Regions from separate parts of the Homo sapiens genome. Here region 1 is linked to region 2. A link is an interaction called in ENCODE POLR2A ChIA-PET data of the cell type or tissue named here. Cell type or tissue: OCI-LY7. All regions are shown on one strand.

Region 1 (4,000 bases), 350 kb before region 2:
CAGGCCTCTGTGTCAGGCACTGGGACTGCAGGGCACCAGGGCTGCCCACTGGCTGCCAGCCTCTGCCCTGCACTGCGCTGTCCTGGCCTACTCATCCTGCCCCCTTCCAATTCTTGTTAAGGAACCCACTTTGGAGACAAGCAGTGACTGAAGAGCAGGCAGAGGCTGCTACACCACAGTGTCCTGTCTCAACCTTTCCCCACTCAGGCCCTGGGGCCAACCTGTCAGTGAGTGCCCAGGTTCCCCAGGTGCAGGCACCAGGTCAGGAGCCAGATCACTGAGGACTGGCCTTGCCCAGTGACTCCCGCCCCGTGCCCCATGTGGGGTGGTGCTGGGGCAGTGCTGAGGGAGCCAGTTTGGAAGTGGCGACCTCCTACCCTCAACTTCCCTTGGTGGGAGTGCCCGCAGCTACCCAGGCGTGCCAGGGGCAGGCCTGGGATTTTAGCCTAGTGTCTTTGGAATATCTAGTTCAGCCCCAGAACCACATCTGGCTTGCCTGAGCCAAGGGAAGGGGAACAGCCGTGGCACATCTCTAGCTGCTGGCCCTGAATGGCAGTTTCCAGGTCCGTGGCACTCCAGCTTCTGGAGACAAGGGCAGATCGCCTCAGAGAGGCCTGCTACCACCCAGCCCTGCCCTCAGGGCTGCAGAGCTGTCCCTGCCCTGCCTTCTGGCCACCACCCTGTCATGATGCCATTGCACAGAGCCACCTCCAGTGTGAACAGGAAGATTGTGTTGGAGAGAGCACCAGCCTCCAGCTACTTTTGGGTCTGGGGTTTGTTCAGAACAGTGGCTGGTGAGGCTTTGGGGGAGGGGAGCCGAGAAGGGGACTAGAGACTGGGGGGTCCCTGGGGGAAAAGCCAGCTTCTCCCTAGGTGGCAGTAGGCAGGGGAGTGGAGACTCCCTGAGATAGCAACACCTCCTGGGCCTAGGTGGGCATAAGCACTGGCCATGCTTGGTTGTCCTCTCTGCCCCTGCCTCCTGCGCCCACTGCATGCCACACATGTGCAGGGTGGTTTATTTTTAAATTTTATTTTATTTTATATTTTATTTTATTATTTTATTTTATTTTATTTTATTTTATTATTTTATTTTATTTTATTTTATTTTATTTTATTTTATTTTATTTCATCTCAGACAGGGCCTGGCTGTGTTGCCCAGGCAGGGGTGCAGTGGTACAATCACAGCTCACTGCAACCTCCGCCTCCCAGGCTCAAGTGATCCTCCCGCCCCAGCCTCTCGAGTAGCTGGGACTACAGGCATGCGCCACCATGCTGGCTAATTTTTGTATTTTTGATAGAGATGAGGTTTTGCCATGTTGCCCAGGCTGGTCTTGAACTCCTGGGCTCAAGCGATTCATTCACCTCATCCTCCCAAAGTGCTGGGATTACAGACATGAGCCACTGCTGCTGCCAAGATGGTTTCTATACACTCCCATCCTCAATCTCCATGATAGGCATACAGTAGGTGGCATAATGCCCATTTTACAGATGTGGAGACTGAGGCTCAGAGAAGTAGCAGATGCTCAAATCCAGGCTTGCAACACCACTACCAGTCCGTCCACAGGGGTTCATGACATGCTCACTGGAAGTTAGTGAGCTCTTCCAGGGGCTGGGCATACATCCAGGGAAGAAGACAGAGCTGGTGCCCTCTGGGAGCTTGCCTGCCAGTGGGGAAGAAACAAGGAGCAAGACAAGATCACACAGGCCAGTCTCTTAGGAGGCAGTGACAAGTGTGGCTGGCAGAGTAAGGCGGGAGGGAGGGAGGGACTGAGGGACTGCCTCAAGTGAGGAGGGGCGGCACGTGGAACTCAGGGGGAAAAGCTCTCCGCGGAGGAGGTGAGGTGAGTCAAGACTGCCAGGCCAGGGGCCGCACCCGCGCCGTGGAGTGGAGTGGAGTGTGGAGGGTTTTGTGCAGAATCTGATTAACTCTTTGAAAAGAGCCCCTGCAGTCTGGAGCCTCGCGGGCAGTGCGGCTCCCCTCCTGGCTGCAGACAAAACCCCACAGCTGTGGGGCCCCCACCCTGTCCTAACCACCGAAACTTCTCTTTGGTCACAGGTTGCATATTCATCGAAGAGAACTTTTCTTTGAAATGTCCCAAACATAAGGTAGGGGACCACAGTGTTTTGTAGGGCGAGGGGTGTCAAGCGGGAGAGGAGCCCCACCTCGCACCTCCTTCACAGTCCCCTGGGCCCCCTTGGCTGCGCAGCCCCGCAGGGCCCAGCCCTAGGGGAGGGAGCTCTCCCCGCCCACCCCCAGGAGCCCCCGCCGCCGTCCAGCTCAGGTCCCTGTCCACTTGCGCGCCGCCGCCGCCGAAAACCCGCAGGCGTCGGGGCATGGGCAGCCAGGGGCTGGAGGGCGTCCCTGGGACGGCCTCCCTGCAGCTCCCCAAGATAGGTGACAGAGTGGGGCAGGCGGGGGCGCGGGACGGTGGCACGGAGCTGAAGGCGAAGGTGAAGGTGAAGCTGGACGGGGTGGGGCCAGAAGGGGTGGTGCCGACGGCCTCGGGCGGAGACCCCAGCCGCGCTCTGGGGTCGCCTGGGTCTGGGGCTTAGGCGGGGGGCCCACACTGGGGGCGGGGCCTATGGACTGTGAAGTCCGAGGTCGTCGGTAACTGGCGGGCGGGCGTCTTTTGCAGAGGCTGCCGTAGTAATCCACCCCAACGGCCGGAGGAGCCGCCGGAGCCCGCCTGCCCGCCCGCCGCCGAAGGAGAGGAGCCGCCTGCGCAGCCCCCGGGCCTTTGAGCTGCTCCCAGCGCTGGTCCAGAGCCGATCCTTGATCCGGGTCCCGGATCGTGGATCCGGCCGCCTAGGGCTCAGACTTGCGGCCCCGGGTTGGGAGGAAAACCCGTTCCGGAGCCGCCTGCTCCCGGAACCGGACGGCACAGGGCGTTCTTGCCCACCCCAGGGGCCAGGCTTGCGGAGGGGGAGCCCGCGGAGCGGCCAGACTCCCCGGGGCGCTCAGCCTCCGGCGAGGGTGGGAGACGGCTTTGTCCTGGGGACACTTTCCCTCTGGAATCTCAAGACGACGTGGCACACATTCCACGTGGGTGCTGCCGCCACCCCAGTCGGTCGTGGCGTGCAGCTGGGAGCCCTGGGCTTGGGGGTGGGGGTCGAAACAGTACTGGAAGAGGCGGAGGGCGGCTCCTAGCTCCGTGGACTAGGCGGGGGAGAAAGGAAGCCTTTCTGAGAGCGGGCTAGGCCGGCACTGGAGAGGCCGGAGCCTTTGGAACAAACCGTGCGGAACGCGTCCAGGGGCCTTCCCGCCCAGCCTTTGCCAGATCTCTCGTGCGGTTCGGGCAAAGCCGGGGTAGACCTGGGCTATGCTCAGTTAGGGGTTGCGGGATCCCCGAGTGTGGGCGGGACTGGGACACCCTTTGGCCTCTGTTTGTCCCCTTTCCAGTCCTCCACCCCACCCCTGGAGCCCAGCCTGGGAGCGCAAAACCCAAGAAGCGGCCAGAACGCACCTCCGGCTCCGGCGGACGCGCGACCGTTGTGCACCACCAGGGACCGCCGCGCCTACTCTGCACGGGAGCAGGGACAGCGCTAGATTTCGTGTACAAAACCTGTGTACCCCTCTATATATATGTTACATAGAATGTATATATGTTGGGAACATGCTCGCTTCTCCCGTGTGTCGCCGCCGTGCGTCGTGCGCCCGCAACAGAGCCCCAACCGGGCCTTTGCCGGGTAAGGGGCTACCGCGACGCCACTTGTCCACGCAGCCACCACCGGCCCGGGCCAGTCCCTGCCAGTCCGTCCGCCTGTCCGTCCGTGTCCTCAGCTCTGTCCACGCTTCGATAGGCCTGACGCAGCCCCCAGCCCAGGGCCGCCCTAGCAACTTCCTGTACATATGACTGTAAAATGGTAAACGTGTGTATTATATCTGGCCTCGTTATATAGTGTATATATATGTATACATATACATATATATAATATATATGAAGACTGTAAATGTTAAGACGACTAGTGTTCTTATTAGTATATTGCTTCACACTGAAGA
Region 2 (4,000 bases):
TAGGTGCAAATCTAGATTTAGAGCTTGGACCAAGGGACAAAGGGTGGAGAGGGGCCGGAGTGTCAGCCCAAAGGGTGGTAGGAACTGAGCTGAAGCCACAGCCTGGGTCAGAGAGGGGAAGCAGGAAGCTTAGGGTTCTGTGGGAGCTGGCACAATGGGGCCAAGGTGGGGCTGGGCTTCAAATGGGGCAGGACAGGATCAGAAGCAGCACAATAGGTGGAAGGAGGGCATCCCTCTGGCAGGGGAGTCATGCCACCGGCCCATCCTCCAGCTTTGCAGATATCCTGTTTGTGACCATGCCCTCCCAGAACATGCTGGAGTTCAACCTGGCCAGTGAGAAGGTCATCCTCTTCTCAGCCCGAGCGCACCAGGTCAAGACCCTGGTAGATGACTTCATCTTGGAGCTGAAGAAGGTCAGGATCTTCTCACAGATCTTCCCTCCACCCAGGCTGAGGGCCAGCAACAGGGATCTCCCTGTTCCAGGGAAATATGACTGTGTCCATAGATTTCTGTCTACCTTAAGGCCTTTGCACTGGCTGTGCCTTCCACTTGGAATACCCTTTCTCCCTTTTGCCTGCTCCTTCAGAAAACCTTTGCCAGTGCCCCCTGCCGGGTGGCACAGCACCTCCTCTGAGGTCTGCAGCAATTGTACTCCTTACCCTCCTGCCTTGGCTGCATGGCCCGCCCACTGCATCACAATCTCTTTCCATCCCCTCTGCCCACTCCTGACTGGCAGCCCCCAGGCCTAGGGCAGGTCATCTCTGTGCCCCAGGCCCGAGGAAGACTTCAGCAGGAAAGTCTGTGAGGGATTGAGTGGGGAAGGCCTATGTGTGTGCCCTAAAGTCCATCTGTGTCCCTCAGACTCACCCTCCAGCCCTTTCTTCCACCCAGAATGCCCTTCCCTCTTCTCACCTAATGAAGGCTCCCTTCCCTGATGAGTCAGGAAGGATGTGAGGAGCAGGGGTGGCCCTAGGCCTCTGGGAGTGGGGTGATAGGGCTGTTGCCCTCACCCTGCCTCTGGCTGACCCAGGACTCTGACTACGTGGTCGCTGTGAGGAACTTCCTGCCTGAGGACCCTGCGCTGCTGGCTTTCCACAAGGGTGACATCATACACCTGCAGCCCCTAGAGCCACCTCGAGTGGGTCAGTGCCACTGGGGTGGGCTGGGGGCAGGAGGGGGAGGCTGGCCAAGGGGGCCTCCCTGGCAGATGCTGACCCGAGCCTGGCCCATAGGCTACAGTGCTGGCTGCGTGGTTCGCAGGAAGGTGGTGTACCTGGAGGAGCTGCGACGTAGAGGCCCCGACTTTGGTGTGTGCCCCAGAACCTGGAACCCCATACGGGGCGCATCCTAGTTTCACCCACTCGTGGTGCAGATGCACAGTGAGGGTTTCTTGGTGCCCGAAAGTGGCCTGGGCTGGTCAGGTCTCCTAAGGTCCAGCCGTGGCCTGTCAGTATCTGTTGGTGGCCAGACAGCCCAGCCCTCTGCTTTGCCTGAGGGGTCTCCGTGGGCATTTCCATGTTTGTGGCCTGAATCTCTCTTTATGTCTCCACATGACCTGAGAGTCCACAAACCCTGCTTTGCCTTTTTGCTTCACTTCCCCTTTATGGTCCTGTGGCCCTGAGAAAATCCCTTTCTTTCCCTGAGCCTGTTTCCTCATCTGTAAAATGGGTTTGATGGCCTGGCCTGCCTCATAGAGTTCCAGAGAAGGGTTAAGAATGTTCCCAAATCTCCCTAAAGGACCCCCTTAGTCACAAGACAAGACCCTCCTGTTTGCCTCAGACCTTTTACCCACCCCTAGGCTGGAGGTTCGGGACCATCCACGGGCGCGTGGGCCGCTTCCCTTCGGAGCTGGTGCAGCCCGCTGCTGCCCCCGACTTCCTGCAGCTGCCAACGGAGCCAGGCCGCGGCCGAGCAGCCGCCGTGGCCGCTGCTGTGGCCTCTGCAGCCGCTGCACAGGAGGTGGGCCGCAGGAGAGAGGTGAGACCAGTGTGGGTGGGGTGGGGCGGGGTAGACCAGGGGGAAGGGGCCGCTGCAGAAGGGGTGAGGCGAGTGGGGATAAGGTGGGCCAAGGGCCTGGCCAGGCTCTTGGGGCGTGGCTGATCTTGGACTAGTGTGAGGGTGAACCAGGTAGAGTGAGCCGCAGGTGAGACCCGGGAGATGGGACCAGAGATGGTTGGAGGTGTGGCCAAATGGGGTAGGGAAGGATGAAGATCAGCTGGTTGTAATCAGGACAATGGGGTCAGACCAGCCGGGGCCCGCCAGTTGGTGAAGTCTACTGGGTTTGGGGCGGTGCCAGGTGAGTGGGCGGCTTGTGGAGCTAGCGAGGGGCGGGGTCAGCTGTGACGTGGCAGTTGCGGAAGTCAACCCCGGGCAAGGGCGTGGCCAAGTGGGGCAGGGAGCCAGGTTAGCACAGCAAGTAAAAGGCGTGGGCGGGCTGAAGGGGTAAGAACAACGGGATGCGGGTGGGTCCACAGGGATGGGTGGGTGGGCGGCTTGAGAATCTGGGTCCAGTCAGCTAGGGGTTGCGTTGTCAGTTTTGACCGAAGGGCTAGGCGTGGTGTGGCCGGACTGGGCCTTCCTAGCTCCGCCTCTTCTGCAGGGTCCCCCAGTCAGGGCCCGCTCTGCTGACCATGGGGAGGACGCCCTGGCGCTCCCACCCTACACAATGCTCGAGTTTGCCCAGAAGTATTTCCGAGACCCTCAGAGGAGACCCCAGTGAGTGGCGGCCCCACCCCTCTTCCCACAGTGGGAGGGTGCTGGGCTTCTTGCTGCCATCCAAACTGCAGGCTGTCAGTCTCGGAGGCCCCACTTCTGGTGGGAGAGATGAGAGACCACCCAGGTGTGAGGCTCATTTCAGTGCCTGCCTCTGGGGGTCTTCGTGACCGGTAGACTGATCAGTGGTGGGTCAAGAACCCCCTCCCTGGGGGTTCTTTCCCATGTGGAAAAGGATGTAGCCAAGGCTTGGGCAGGACAGGTCAGTAGCACCCACCTCCCACTGCAGGGATGGCCTCAGGCTGAAATCCAAGGAGCCTCGGGAGTCCAGAACCTTGGAGGACATGCTTTGCTTCACCAAGGTGTCCAGTCCCGGACCTCAGTTTCCCCATCTGTAAAATGGTGATGCAGGGGCCCCCTCCCAGGCCCCTGGGGCCAACAAACTTGTTCTCAGTGAGACCCTCTGATTCTCAGCACCCTGATTCCCTCCCAAGGACAGCCTCTGTCCCCAGTGTTGGGCCTGGCTCCCCTTTTGTGACGTGGACCCTCCTGTTATCATATGGCCTTGGAACACAATGTGTCCCCTTTCTGTTCTGACGTGTCCCTCCTCCATCATGACACAGCCCTCTTCCCCCACAGACTCCCCTCCAGGAATCCCTCATCGAACTCAGCGACAGCAGCCTCAGCAAGATGGCCACCGACATGTTCCTAGGTGTGGGAGTGGGACTGCAGCCAGGGCTCTGGGCTAGGTGGGATCCAGCACTGTGTGATCTCTACTGGTTGCCACTCCTCCCTGATCTTCAGATTCTTTCCCTCCCGCCAGCTCAGACATGGAACACATTTAAGAGAATAGAAGCTCCCAGCTGCCTGTGGCCAAGGCTCCCAGGGAGGGGCTCAGCCCTGGGGCTTCCTGGGGTGGGTGGGCAACTGGGGGTTTGGTGGGTCTGAGTGGGATAGGTCTTTCCTACAGCTGTAATGAGGTTCATGGGGGATGCCCCACTGAAGGGCCAGAGTGACCTGGACGTGCTTTGTAACCTCCTGAAGGTCAGTCCAGCCAACTTTGCCAGATGCCCCCTTTCCTGCTCTGTGGTTCAGTTTCCCCATCTATCAATGAGTCACAGGACATTAGGGTGGGAAACCTCTCCCATGGTCCAAAGAGGAATGCATCATGCTGGTGGGGAGGGGGCTGGGAAAGGGACACCAGGCCTGTCTTCAGGTGCCCACCCTGTTCTTATGTACCTGGTATATGACATAGCCCCTCACATGTCTTTGGTGTGTAACCTCCCTG

What was found. Peaks named below come from ENCODE experiments on the same cell type or tissue, not always from the same donor. Only the 100,000 strongest peaks of a DNase experiment are listed, where the experiment ranks them.
Region 1: POLR2A ChIA-PET joins it to region 2 with 5 read pairs; 2 of 35 experiments call an interaction of 5 or more read pairs at or near these places.

Annotation. Positions count from the first base shown.
Region 1 is chr17:17,807,334-17,811,333 of GRCh38, forward strand. RAI1 (retinoic acid induced 1) reads left to right here. Exons shown (of 6, transcript NM_030665.4): 5 at 2,057-2,106; 6 at 2,637-4,000. The coding sequence ends at 2,648. Among named protein-coding and RNA genes, the nearest start is that of MIR6777, 4.2 kb to the right of the region's middle. RefSeq lists a silencer at 1,709-1,758. In OCI-LY7, no CTCF peak of the experiment used is centred here; a DNase peak (open chromatin) is centred at 2,008; H3K27ac peaks cover 758 bases.
Region 2 is chr17:18,155,924-18,159,923 of GRCh38, forward strand. MYO15A (myosin XVA) reads left to right here. Exons shown (of 66, transcript NM_016239.4): 48 at 272-413; 49 at 1,031-1,142; 50 at 1,233-1,307; 51 at 1,799-1,977; 52 at 2,600-2,715; 53 at 3,002-3,074; 54 at 3,352-3,424; 55 at 3,683-3,756. Among named protein-coding and RNA genes, the nearest start is that of ALKBH5, 26 kb to the right of the region's middle. In OCI-LY7, CTCF peaks have their summits at 620 (motif pointing left) and 820; a DNase peak (open chromatin) is centred at 2,348; H3K4me3 peaks cover 720 bases.